Linked DNA regions of Homo sapiens: region 2 is linked to region 1. A link is a contact called in ENCODE Hi-C or POLR2A ChIA-PET data. All regions are on one chromosome and are shown on one strand. Each heading gives the region's core, a stretch centred on a gene start or an enhancer-like site at or near the end of the contact. The rest is flanking DNA. Distances are from core to core; before and after follow the strand shown.

Region 1 (6,977 bases), core at 2,599-5,098:
CAAAATCCTTAGCATGGCCTACCTTGCTTAGCAAGGCTCTGCCAAGTTCTTGGTCTCTACCCACTACCCAAGCCCCCTCTTGCCCTATAATCTTTTTCTTTTATGCCATGCTACCCTTTAATTACTACACTCTACCAGCCCCTTTTGCCCCAGGGACTTTGTATACACAAAGTATACACTGCTTCCTCTTTCTGGTATCCCTACCTACTCATCTGCCCCTACCCTCTTTGCTAAGTGCTTCCTAGTTACCTTAATAGGCTTCAGCTCAAACATCACTTCCTCACAGAAGCTTTCCCTTGCACAGAATCTTAGCCCCACCTGGCTAAGTTTCTCTTTAGATTTATCTGGTTGTTTGATTATTGTCTGACTTTTCCCACTAGACTAAGTTCCTGACTGGTTTTACCTGAAATGAACCTTGAAGGGAGTGGTGCCCCATCTGTCATAAGGATTTGCTCTAGAAGTGCAGCCCAAATTCTTTGACACTACTCCCATTGAAAGGTGGTGGGGTAGGGGGAGGAATCTGTGTGTCCTCCTCTGGAATCTAGACTCTGACTCCTTGACCAATAGAATACAGCAAAAATGACACTATGCCAGGTATCAGGCCCAGGCCTTAAGAAACTGGCATCTTCCATTTTCTGTCACTTTGAATGATTATCTTTAACCCAGTCTTCATGCTATCAGAAAGTCCAGGCAGCCTATGGAGAGGAACCAAGACCTTTGGTCCTCAGCCCTAGCAGAGCTCCCAGCTGACAGCACCAACTTGCCAGTCACGTGAGTGAGCCATGTTGGAACTGGAACTTCTAACTCCCCGTTGAACCATCCCAGTTCACACTGCATGGAGCAGAGATAAGCTTTCACCATTGAGCCTTGCCAAATTCCAGATTCATGAACAAAATGATTTTTTTCAATGACTTAAAAAAATTGGGGGGTGGTTTATTATGCACCAATAGATAACCAGAACATCAGCCAAAATGACAAGCCTGTGCAGAAAGGCAACCCTTCCCTGGCAGGATCACAGAGCTGTTTGTGATGTCATGTCATCCTGAGTCTCACTGAGTCCTGGTTGACCAGGAGCCCAAAGTGCCTTTCAACATATAGAGGAGTCTGTGGCAGTGCCCAACCAGGGTGACCACCCCTCATGTCCATGCCAGGAAGCAGGTGCAGACCTGGATCCAGGGTTCTCTCTTGTTCATAAGCTTCCACCCCCAGGTGGCTGCTGGAGCCTACTGCTCTCCAGGGTTTTGCCCCAAGTACGCAGAGAGCAGCCTGTTCCAGCTGGTGAAGGTGGATGTTGGATATCAAGGGACATCAAGCAGTGCCTCATGAAAGATCCTAGGGAGGAAGTGCAGTTCTTGGGGAAGGCTCAGGAATCACTGCCCCAGAAGAATGTGCAGCTTTGTGAAGGGTGATTCAGGTGAACATTCACATTTGGTACACCAAGTTCTGAGAGGGTCTGTGCTGAGGCACACAACCTACACAGTGCCCTCTAGGCACACACTTTCCAGTACAGTAGCCAGTAGCCACACATGGCCATTTAAACTAAAAATTTAAAAATTTTAAAGAGCCATGATTAAGGTGATCTTCAGAAAATAATAAAAAATTTAAAGCAATTTCTCAGTCACATGAGCTACGTTTCAACTGCTGAAGAGCCACATGTGGCTAGTGGCTATTGAATAGTGCAGCTGTAGAACATTTTCATCACTAGAAGTTCTATTGAACTGTATTGTTCTAGGCCCTTTAACAGAGGTCGGCCGGGCACAGTGGCTCACGCCTATAATCCCAGCACTGTGGGAGGCTAAGGTTGGCCGATCACCTGAGGTCAGGAGTTCGAGACCAGCCTAGCCAACATGGTGAAGCCCCGTCTCTACAAAAATACAAAAAAATCACCTGGGTATGATAGCAGCTGCCTGTAATCCCAGCTACTGGGGAGGCTGAGTTGGGAGAATCGCTCAAACCTGGGAGGCAGAGGTTGCAGTGAGCCAAGATTGCTCCACTGCACTCCAGCCTGGGCGACAGAGCAAGACTCCATCTCAAAAAAAAAAGAAAAGAAAAAAAGAAAAAAAAAAGAGAACATGGTGAAACCCTATCTCTACTAAAAATACAAAAAATTAGCCGGGCATGGTGGCGGGCGCCTGTAGTCCCAGCTGTTCGGGAAGCTGAAGCAGGAGAATGGTGTGAACCCCGGTTGGGGCAGAGCTTGCAGTGAGCCAAGATCGCACCACTGCACTCCACCCTGGGCATCAGAGCAAGACTCCGTCTCAAAAAAAAAAAAAAAAAAAAAGAGAGAGAGGTCAGCAGAGATGGCCTTGTCTCCAAGTCCATGAAAATAAACGCAAGAAACAAAACAAGGGCTCCCGCTGAGAGAACCACAGGGATGGCCAAGTTTGTCAGGCCCCCCGGGGGGTTTTGGGGAGCGGCTTGAATGACTTACCCTGAGCTTTCTGCCTCCTTTCATAGTCACTGGTAACTTTTTTTCCAAACTCCTTGTTAGTATAGTCATTTCCTACTTGGGGGTATCAAATTCCATAACTTCCACCCATGACGTGCAACACAAATGCAGCACAACATCCTGGTTAAGAACATGAACTCCAGGCCCAGCGCGGTGGCTCATGCCTGTAATCCCAGCACTTTGGGAGGCCGAGGCAGGCGGATCACCTGAGGTCAGGAGTTCGAGACCAGCCTGGCCAACATGGTGAAACCCCGTATCTACTAAAAATAAGAAAATTAGCCAGGCGTGGTGGCGGGCGCCTGTAATCCCAGCTACTTGGGAGGCTGAGGCAGAAGAATCCCTTAAACCCGGAAGGTGAAGTTTGCAGTGAGCCGAGATCACGTCCCTGCACTCCAGCCTGGGCGACAGAGCGAGACTACATCTCAAAAAACAAACAAACAAAAACACGGACCCTGGAACCAAACTGCCCATAGCAGAACTCCGTTCCACAACTTACTAGAGTGACCTTGGGCAAGTTATTCATTCTCATTCTCATAGAGCCTAGGTAAAAAGGGGCTGATAGGAGTTCCATGAGGGTCACATGAAATAATATAAACATAACGGTGCCACGAAATAGTGAACACAATATATATTCGCTCTGATGTTCTCCAAACCTAATCTTATTTGGGTTTCCAAGAAAAAAAAAAAAGCCTTCAATAGAGACTTGGTGAGTGTGCGTAATCACCGTATCCTTCCCTGACTTCATTTTACTAAACTCTCCTCCTTCAAGCCCTCTTCAGTCCTCCTAATCTCTTCAGGGTCCTCCTCCTCGGGTGGTGGCACATGACTCTAGTGCAGACTCTAGTGCCCAGAGCCTGGTATCAGAGTATGAAGACTTTGATCTCAGGTGTAGCCATTCTCATTTTTTATCTTCGTCTATCTTCCGTGCTTAGGCTTAGGACCCCTAAGTACTAAGTGTGTTCCAGGAGGCTGGAATCTCATACAATGGAGGAAATTTGGAGATTAGGATAAAGATTTGGAGAAAGAGGCATGAGAAGCTAAAGATGCAGGAGTTGCCTATGCTGGCTCTTGCTTCGTGGTCATGCAGTTTAACAGGCCCTGGGTGAAGGCTGAGGGCTGCTGTTTTGAGTGTTGCCTGCTCGCAGGCAAGGAAAGTACAAGCCGGGCCCTGCCGGCTTCTCAGGACTGCGTGAGAAACAGAAGACGCAATAAAAGCGCAATTTCCTGTAAACTTAAATGCCTTAAGGGTTGTCAGCAGTTTCCCCGCTCCAGGCGGCTCCTTTAAGAGGCGGCCCCTCGCCCCGCTAACATAGGAAGTCCCCGCCCCCCGTTGCCAGGGTGCTCTGTGGCGTCGCATTCTCATTGGTGGGCGACGGCGAGGATCACCCCCGAGGCAGCCATTTCCAACTAGCTGGCGGGGGCGGAAGATGGCGACGCCCCTCGGGTGGTCGAAGGCGGGGTCAGGATCTGTGTGTCTCGCTTTAGATCAACTGCGGGACGTGATTGAGTCTCAGGAGGAACTAATCCACCAGCTGAGGAACGTGGTATGCAGCCAGAGGAGTTTGGGGAGAGGCGGGGCCGGATGCCTCACTGGTGGGGGCGGGGCCAGAACCTGTTCCGATGCGGGGGCCGTGGCTAGAACGCATGGCCCATGGCGTCATCAGGAGGAGGCCGGGCTCAGTCGGTAGGGGTGGAGCCAAAAAGGGGCGGACCTTCCTGAACCAGGGAATTTTAACTAAAATCAAGCCATATTCTCCCTTCCGTTTGCCTGGTTGCTGCAAGAGCTGGTAGAGAGTCCCTGAGCCTCAGTTTCCCCATTTTCAGTGGAGATGACGTCACTGAGTTCCCATGGCCCTCCTGTGCAGGCAGAGAAACTGTCATCCCTTCTATTATGGACACCATTCCCGAGAGTCAAAGGCAGTGCCGTGTTGAATGCAGTAAGCGCAGATTTGGCCCTTGCCAGCGCTAACTTAGGGGCCTCCAAGAACTTTACATGCCTTAGCTTTTGCCTTCTCAATCAAACCCCAGCTAATGGGTGCAAAGCATTGCAGTCACAGATTACCTGGGTAGGCATGATAGAATCCTGGCCATCTGGAGTTCATGGTTTTTCTGGTTTTGTTTTCCTGTCTTGATAAGAAGGTTAGGATGTATCTCCATCTCAGAAATAAAACTGGCTTCACATCTACTTCTCATTCTAAGTTGTTCTTAGACAATTTCTTCCCTTCTGGGAAGTTGAATGTGGGGGAAAGGGGAGAGAGACCTGTCCTATTTGCTACCCTAATGCTCTCATTCAACAAAATATATGGAGCTCTAGGCACTGAATTGCCTTTGATTCCCTGAAGGTACCCAGGTCTTCCTCTTGGCAGCTGACCTTGGCATGTGTGTCCCCACCATCCAGAGTGCTTTTCTCTCTATCCCTCTTCTGGCCCACCCTATATAGCAGTCAGATCTCAGGTCTAACATCCCCTTCTCCGGAAGTGATTCTGACCCTTCCCCAGGCTGGGTTGGGGCCTCCTCTGAGCCCCAGATCCCCTTATGTCTCCCCATCAAGGCACACAACATGTTAGAAGTGCTAACTGTGGACTGCCTCCTCCATGAGACTGGCTGCTCCTTGAGGGCAGCACTTAGAGCTGAGTCTCAGTTTATCTGTGGAACTGAATTCTCCCTTCCCAAGGCCTCAGTCTCATCCTAGGTACCACGAGCATCATCCTGTTATCCGCTTTTGGTCCTGGTCCCTAGAGGGCGCCCCTTCTACTCCAGCCCCAGGCCCTCCCTCAGCCAGGCTCTGTTGCAGATGGTTCTCCAGGACGAAAATTTTGTCAGTAAAGAAGAGTTCCAGGCAGTGGAGAAGAAGCTGGTGGTAAGTAATGGCCTCTGCGGTCTCCTAATCTTCCCCCGTTTCCCAGGATCCCTGTGGTTAGGCAGGCTCATTAAGTATTAGCCTCTGATGGGTGCAGTGGCTCACAACTGTAGTCCCAGCTCTTTGGGAGGCCAAGGCGGGCAAATCACTTGAGGTCAGGAGTTCGAGACCAGCCTGGCCAACATGGTGAAACCCTGTCTCTACTAAAAATACAAAAAAATATATATATACATATATATATATTAGCCAAGCATGCGTGGTGGCAGGCGCCTGTAATCCCAGCTACTTGGGAGGCTGAGACAGGAGAATTGGCTTGAACCCAGGAGGTGGAGGTTGCACTGAGCTGAGATCATGCCACTGCACTCCAGCCTGTGCAACAGAGTGAGACTCTGTCTAAAAAAAAAAAGAAAAAAGAAAAAAGAAAGGTCGGCCTCTGAGAACCTCCAGCCCCTGTAGCAAGGTGGCCAGAATCTCCCTGTGCTCTGGCTTCTGTGTGTCCCTCTGAGAAGGGGGGCTGGTTAAGGGAGTCTAGGAGACCCAAGGCGGCCTAGGGTAATGAGGTGACTGCTGCTGCCCCTGCAGGAAGAGAAAGCTGCCCATGCCAAAACCAAGGTCCTCCTGGCCAAGGAAGAGGAGAAGTTACAGTTTGCCCTCGGAGAGGTAGAGGTGCTATCCAAGCAGCTGGAGAAAGAGAAGCTGGCCTTTGAAAAAGCGTGAGTGGGCCTCAGTACGGGGTGTGGGGTTTGGGGGATGCATCTGCTTGCTAGCCTGCCCACCCTCCCATCTTATCTTCCCCACCCAGGCTCTCCAGTGTCAAGAGCAAAGTCCTTCAGGAGTCCAGCAAGAAGGACCAGCTCATCACCAAGTGCAATGGTAGGCGGGAGGCCCGTGCTCTCCACCACGGTTATATAAACGGGCTCTTTCCTAACCACCCAGTGCCTGTGTCAAAGGCAGGGTTTCACTCTAACACCTGTCCCCAGCTGAGGATACAGGCAGGCCCGGGTGGGCCACACCTTCGAAAAGGCCTTAAGGGACCAGGCAGGCCACGGAAATGAGGGAAGCAGTCGGTGTACTATATTCTTCACCGCCATAAAGGAATGGGCTTGCTCCCATTTTTCCTGAAACATACAACCTTCTTAGTCCACCTTTTGTTTTCCCACTTTTGATGGGTTACTCCTAACTGATACAAGAGGAACACAGGGCAAGCACTGTCCTATTTGGGACCTGATCCTTAGTCTCAGGGTCAGGACTCAATAGGGAAGGATGCATGTGGTGACAGGGGGCTAGGATTGCCAGATCTTTAAAATGGAAACTAAGAGTTATTTTTATTTTTCTAAGACTGGGTGTCACTATGCTGCCCAGGCTGGTCTCAAATGCCTGGGCTCAAGTGATTCACCCACCTCAGCCTCTCAAGTAGCTGGGACTACAGGTGTGAGCCACCATGCCCAGTGAAACCAAGTTGTTTTATTTTTTTTGAGATGGAGTCTTGCTCTGTTGCCTAGGTTGGAGTGCGGTGGCACACGGCTCACTGCAACCTCCATCTCCTGGGTTCAAGTGATTCTTCTGCCGCAGCCTCCCGAGTAGCTAGGATTACAGGTGTGCACCACCATGCCCGGCTAATTTTTGTATTTTTAGTAGAGATGAGGTTTCACCATGTTGGTCAGGCTG
Region 2 (6,977 bases), core at 1,626-4,125, 190 kb before region 1:
TTATTATTTTAATGCAGAGACAAGGTCTCACTATGTTTCCCAGGCTGGTGTCTAATGCCTAGACTCAAGCGATCCTTCCGCCTCAGCCTCCCAAAGTGCTGGAATTACAGGTGTGAGCCACAGTGCCTGGCCAGTTTTTTATTCTTAAAAGTACATTTGGGCTGGGCACGGTAGCTCACACCTGTAATCCCAGCACTTTGGGAGGCCAAGGCGGGTGGATCACAAGGTCAGGACTTCGAGACCAGCATGACCAACATGGTGAAACCCCATCTCTAAAAAAAATACAAAAATTAGCTGGGTGTGGTGGCGCACACCTGTAATCCCATTTACCGGGGAGGCTGAGGCAGGAGAATCGCTTGAACCCAGGAGGCGGAGGTTGCAGTGAGCTGAGATTGTGACACTGCACTCCAGCCTGGGTGACAGAGCGAGACTCTGTCACACACACATACACACACACAGGACATTCAGATTCAGAAACAGATCTTTTTTAAAAAAGAAAAAGCACGTAACTATCCATCTTTACATGTGCATAAAATATCTCCCAAGAATACACAAGAAACGCCAGGCACAGGGGCTCATACCTGTAATCCCAGCACTTTGGGAGGCTGAGGTGGGCGGATCATGAGGTCAGGAGTTCGAGACCAGCCTGGCCAACATGCTGAAACCCCATCTCTACTAAAAATACAAAAATTAGCCGGGCATGGTGGCGCGCGCCTGTAGTCCCAGCTACTCGGGAGGCTGAGGCAGGAGAATTGCCTGAACGAGGGAGGCGGAGGTTGCAGTGAGCCCAGATCTCACCGCTGCACTCCAGCCTGGGTGATAGAGTGAGACTCTGTCTCAAAAAAAAAAAAAAAAAAACAACAAAAAACAAAAAAAAAACCCACAAGAAACTAGTTAATAAATAATTGCCTTTAGGAAGGAAAGCTTAGGGGTGAGAATGAGAACTATATATATTGCTTTTACACATTTTGAATTTTATAAAAGTGTGTATATTGCCCATTTGAAAAATAAATTACCCTTTAAAATTTTCTTTTTCTTTTTTTAACCAACTGGGTCTGTGCAAGAATTATCCTGACTGTAAGTGTGGATTAAAATAGCTGTTAAAAATTGTCATCATGGCTGGGCACAGTGGCTCACCTGAGGTCAGGAGTTCGAGACCAGCCTGGCCAACATGGCGAAACCCCATCTTTACTAAAAGTACAAAAATTAGCCAGGCGTGGTGGGGGCTCCTATAATCCCAGCTACTCAGGAGCCTGAGGCAGGAGAATCGCTTGAACCCAGGAGGCAGAGGTTGTAGTGAGACAACATCGTGCTACTGCACTCCAGCTTGGGTAACAAGAGCGAGACTCCGACTCAAGGAAAAAAAAAAACTGTCATTTGGGGTGTAATCTAAATAGTGAAAACCCAATTATGGCAAATAAACATACAATCTATAAAACTGATATCTCTACATCATGATGAAAACTGAAGTTGAATCTTAAAATTTAATAAAGGCATCGATCTAGTCGGAACATGTGGGCAGAAAAAAATAATACCCAAATATATAAGGCTGTGTTTTAACAGTTGGCTTTAAACGTATACATTAATTTCAACTTTCTATTTTATGAGAAAGAACAATAGGGAAATAAAGTACAGCCAGCCCTCTGTGTCTATGAGTTCCACCAATTGTGGGTCAAATACACTGGGGAAAAAATGATGTCTGTACTGAACATGTGCAGACTTCTTTGGTCATTATTCCCTAAACACCACAGCATAACAACTATTTACAGAGCACTTACACTGTATTAGGTTTTATAAGTAATCTAGAGATGACTTAAAGTATACAGGAAGATGTGTACAGGTTATACGCAAATACTATGCCATTTTATATCAGGGACTTGAGCATCTGTAGATTTTGGTATCCATGGAAGGACCTGGGACCAACCTTTCATGGATACTGAGGCAGGAATGTATATATAATTATGTTTAGAAAAAAGTGATGGGGTAAGGAACTTTGACAGTTAAAGTAGAACATTCTCAATTTATAAAAAGATTATTGACCGGGTGCGGTGGCTCACACCTGTAATCCCAGCACTTTGGGAGGTCGAGGTGGGTGGATCACCTGAGGTCAGCAGTTCAAGACCAGCCTGGCCAACATGGTGAAACCTGGACTGTACTAAAAATACAAAAATTAGTCGGGTGTGGTGGTGTGTGCCTCTAATTCCAGCTACCCAGGAGGCTGAGGCAGGAGAATCGCTAGAACCCGTGAGGCAGAGGCCACAGTGAGCAGAGATCATGCCACTGCACTCCAGCCTGGGCAATAGAGACTGTGTCTCAAAAAAACAAAATTTTTTAAGGAAAAAAAGAAAAAAAACAGATAATTAAAGTAGAACACTGAAACTTTGAAAGCCTAAGACATATATATATATCACAACACTATAGCAAAAAGAAACCCTCTAAATTCCTTGAGGGGAAGGCATCCTTCAAGGGATGTGCAGATTTCCCTTTCACTATATCCTTGAGTAGGCAACTTAAGCTATTAGTTGGTAAAAATTAACGCTTCTTTACAAGCTATTTTTAAACCACCCTCCTTCCCCAATCATAACAATTATGAAACAAAATAAAAATAGCATGGGAAAGATTTGTTTACCCTGTTGGTCCTCACCCTATGGTGTAAGGTGAAAGGAACAAGATGGGAAACTGAGAGAGGTTATAATTAACTTTGTAGAAAAATGGCTCTAAAGTCAAGTTTTAGTAGTCTGAATATTGCTATACAAATCGAGGCTCTTTGGTGGTTAAAATCACACTATGAAAATATTTAAACAAAGATTATGATTCATAGCATTGTAATTTCAGGGCTAGGCACGGTGGCTCATGTCTGTAATCTCCACACTTTGGGAGGCTAAGGTGGGAGGATGGCTTGAGGCCAGGAGCTCCAGACCAGCCTGGTCAACACAGTAAGACTCTATCTCCACAAAAAAAATTTTTTTTAATTAGCCCAGCATGGTGGAGAGAGCCTGTAGTCCTAGCTACCTGGGAGGCTGAGGTAGGAGGATTGCTTGAGCCCAGGAGTTCAAGGCTGCAGTGGATCGTGCCACTATACCCCAGCCTAGGTAACAAAGTGAGACCCCATCTCTAAAAAAAAGTACATATTTTAATATATCTTTTAATGTTACATGTTACATATGTGTTTATTACATACATCAATACCTATTTGTGTGTTATATATAACAATGTATATATAACAATGTATACATTGTTACATATTTTACATATTAAAACATATATTAAAATATGTATGTATATATAAAATTTCAGGGTCATAAGAGATCATTTAGACCTATTCCCAATTTTATAAGAAAACAAAATACAAAGTATCTAACCCAAGGGTAAGGACTTGAGTGTTCTGCTGTACCATGGTTCTTTAAATCTGGATCTAAAATATTAGAAATGTACAAGTTAGAAATGTCTGAGAATCGGCCAGGTGCAGTGGCTCATGCCTATAATCCCAGCACTTTGGGAGGCCGAGGTGGACGGATCACAAGGTCAAGAGATAGAGACCAGCCTGCCCAACGTGGTGAAACCCTGTCTCTACTAAAAATATAAAAGTTAGCTGGGCGTGGTGGCGCTTGCCTGTAGTCCCAGCTACTCAGGAGGCTGAGGGAGGAGAAATACTTGAACCCGGGAGGCGGAGGTTGCAGTGAGCCGAGATCACACCACTGCACTCCAGCCTGGGTAACAGAGCGAGACTCTGCCTCAAAAAAAAAAAAAAAAAGGAAAAAAGAAATGTCTGAGAATCATGTTAATTTGGGAAATTAAGCTGAACCTCTTTTAAGATTACTGAAACTCTTTTAAGATTACTGAAATGCAGCCAAGCGTGGTGGCTCATGCCTGTAATCCCAGCACTTTGGGAGGCCAAGGTGGGTAGATCACGAGGTCAGGAGATCGAGACCCATCCTGGCTAACACAGTGAAACGCCATCTCTACTAAAAATACAAAAAATTAGCCGGGCATCGTGGCACGTGCCTGTAGTCCCAGCTACTCGGGAGGCTGAGGCAGGAGAATCGCTTAAACCCAGGAGGCAGAGGTTGCAGTGAGCCGAGGTCGTGCCACTGCACTCCAATCTGGGCAACAGAGCAAGACTCCATCTCTCAAAAAAAAAAAAAAAAAAAAAAGATTACTGAACTGCAAAGAAACAACAGTTAAACCAGTAGTTCTCAAAACTGAGATACTGACACAGCAGGATCACCATCACAAGGAAGCTTATTAGAAATGCAAATTCACAGGCTCTACCCCACAACTACCAGGTCAGAAACTCTGAGGTGGAGCCAAACTGTTCTAACAAGGCCTCAAGGAATTATAATGCACACCAGAGCTCATTACTTTTATGTCTGATGAGTTAAAAAGCATCAGAGATAAAAGGTGATACTAGAAAACTCACTACCAAGAAGATTTGAGGGGAAAGCACGGGAGGGCAAAGGGCAAAATGGCACAAACTGGAAAAAGAGATGAGACTTAGAAGGCCAAGGTGTGTTCCAGGTTTTCATTTTTTTCCTTTTTCTTTTTTTGTAAGACAGAGTCTTGCTTTGTCGCCCAGGCTAGACTGCAGTGGAGCAATCTTGGTTCACTGCAACCTGTCTTTCCCAAGTTCAAGCAATTCTCCTGCCTCAGCCTCCCGAGTAGCTGGGATTACAGGCGCCCGCCACCAGGCCCGGCTAATTTTTGTACTTTTAGTAGAGATGGCGTTTCACCACGTTGTCCAGGCCGGTCTTGAGAACTCCTGACCTCAAGGGATCCGCCCGCCTCGGCCTCCCAAAGTGCTGGAATTACAGGCATGAGCCACCGCGCCCGGCCCCAGGTTTTCAAGACAGATTGAAGGGGAGCAGTCTGTCATTACTATAGTACCTGCATTCTCCCTGCCTCACTCCTATCTTAACTAGGGTTGCAACAGAAACAATTTAATTTTTACTACTTGCTTATGTTCCCAGCATAACACTTAAGCTAATATTTAAAAACAACTGCTTACATATTTTAAAATTATGAGTTTTTAAAACTCAGGAAATATTAGTAACTCATTAACTTACATGAGTTTGAAAGACATAATTTGACAAATCAAATCATCTGCAGCTGATAGACTTAATCCCTTAGCACTCTCATTTTCTCATTTTCTATTTCTCTCTTAATATTGTTGCCTTCTAGTATAAAGACAGACAAACCGATGGAAACATGTATCAATATCAATCTCTCCCTGAACTAACTATAAGCAGACATGGTAAGCTTATCTGAGATTAAACTGTGTATTCCCTCTAAAAAGATTCAAAGCAACTAAAAGTATAGAAAATACCCACCATGGGTCAGGTGCGGTGGCTCATGCCTGTAATCCCAGCACTTTGGGAGGCTGAGGTGGGTGGATCACCTGAGGTCGGGAGCTTGAGACCAGCCTGACCAGCATGGAGAAACCCTGTCTCTACTAAAAACACAAAGTTAGCTGGGCGTGGTGGTGCATGCCTGTAATACCAGCTACTTGGGAGGCTGAGGCAGGAGAATTGCTTGAACCCAGGAAGTGCAGGTTATGGTGAGCCGAGATTGCACCATGCACTCCAGCCTGGGCAACAACAGCGAAACTCCGTCTTAAAAAAAAAAAAGAGAGAGAGAAAAAGAAAATACCCACCATAGGTTGGGCACAGTGGCTCACACCTGTAATCCCAGCACTTTGGGATGTTGAGGCAGGCGGATCACCTGAGGTCAGGAGTTCGAGACCAGCCTGACCAGCATGGAGAAACGCCCCCCTCTCTACTAAAAATGCATAATTAGCTGGGCATGGTGGCACATGCCTATAATCCCAGCTATTCAGGAGGCTGAGGCAGAAGAATCACTGGAACCCGGGAGGCGGACATTGCAATGAGCCAAGATCGCGCCACTGCACTCCAGCCTGGGCGACAGAGCAAGACTACATCTCAAAAAAAAAAAAAAAAAAAAAAAAAAAAAAGAAGAAGAGAAAATACCCACCATGAACTTACAACCCAGCTTGGCCCAGTCTTAACATCGCCATACTATCTTAGGATCTACGTCCCCTGTGTACCCTCCCAGAACTGATTAATACCCTAAATATACAGTGTTTATCATTCCCATGCATTCTTTTATACTTTTTTCTAAGAGTCCATAAACAAGACAGTACTGTTTACATGTTTTTAAACTTTTATTTAGATAGCGTTACATGGCATGTACTCTTCTGTACTTTGCTTTCCCTCAAAATATTGAGATATTTTTCCACAAAGATACAAAGGTAGATCTAGTTTGTTCCTTTTTCTTTCTTTTTTTTTTTTTTATTTTTTTTGAGACAGAGTCTTGCTCTATTGCCCAGGCTGAAGTGCAGTGGTGTGATCTCAGCTCACTGCAACCTCCGCCTCCTGGGTTCAAGCGATTCTCCTGCAGCCGCCTCCCAGGTAGCTGGGATTACAGGCATCCACCACCACGCCCAGCTATTTTTTGTATTGTTAGTAGAGACGGGGTTTCATCATGTTGGCCAGGCTGGCTTGTTCCTTTTTCTACTACTGTTTATTCTGCTACTCTATGTCTAAACCACAACAGATCCTTTATTTCCTATTTTTCACTATCACAACGATTTGGTAAATATTTTTATACACGAGTATTAGGTAAACATTTTAACTAGAAAGTACCAACCCCTGGCCAGGTGCAATGGCTCACGCCTGTAATCCCAGCACTTTGGGAGGCCAAGGAGGACGGACCACAAGGTCAGGAGATCAAGACCATCCTGACTAACACAGTGAAACCCCGTCTCTACTAAAAACACAAAAAATTAGCCGGGTGTGGTGGCGGGCACCTGTAGTCCCAGCTACTCGGGAGGCTGAGGCAGGAGAATGGTGTGAACCCAGGAGGCGGAGTTTGCAGTGAGCCAAGATTGCGCCACTGCACTCCAGCCTGGGCGACGGAGCAAGACTCCGTCTCAAAAAAAAACAAAGTACCAACCCCCACTT

The links. Hi-C counts contacts between places; a loop is a spot of excess contacts on that map. ChIA-PET counts read pairs that join two places held with the same protein, here RNA polymerase II (POLR2A). Pooled maps may share reads with other maps.
Region 2: a loop to region 1 is called in a pooled map, with 2.1 times the contacts of the local background. The contact joins the enhancer-like site here to the promoter of SPATA24 in region 1. A Hi-C loop is called at or near these places in 4 of 50 pooled maps. POLR2A ChIA-PET finds 5 or more read pairs at or near these places in 12 of 52 experiments (CD4-positive, alpha-beta T cell, CD8-positive, alpha-beta memory T cell, K562 and 7 more).

The regions. Positions count from the first base shown.
Region 1 is chr5:139,400,960-139,407,936 of GRCh38, reverse strand. SPATA24 (spermatogenesis associated 24) reads left to right here and starts at 3,848. Exons shown (of 6, transcript NM_194296.2): 1 at 3,848-3,993; 2 at 5,244-5,309; 3 at 5,892-6,022; 4 at 6,112-6,182. The coding sequence starts at 3,877. RefSeq lists enhancers at 3,338-3,910, 3,856-4,085, 3,911-4,484.
Region 2 is chr5:139,589,774-139,596,750 of GRCh38, reverse strand. All of the region lies in intron 1 of UBE2D2 (ubiquitin conjugating enzyme E2 D2), which reads right to left. Among named protein-coding and RNA genes, the nearest start is that of UBE2D2, 32 kb to the right of the region's middle. Within about 2 kb of position 2,875, at least 6 of the 41 ENCODE cell types and tissues checked have a DNase peak (open chromatin) inside an H3K27ac peak, as active enhancers do; they include OCI-LY7, where a contact is called at or near this core.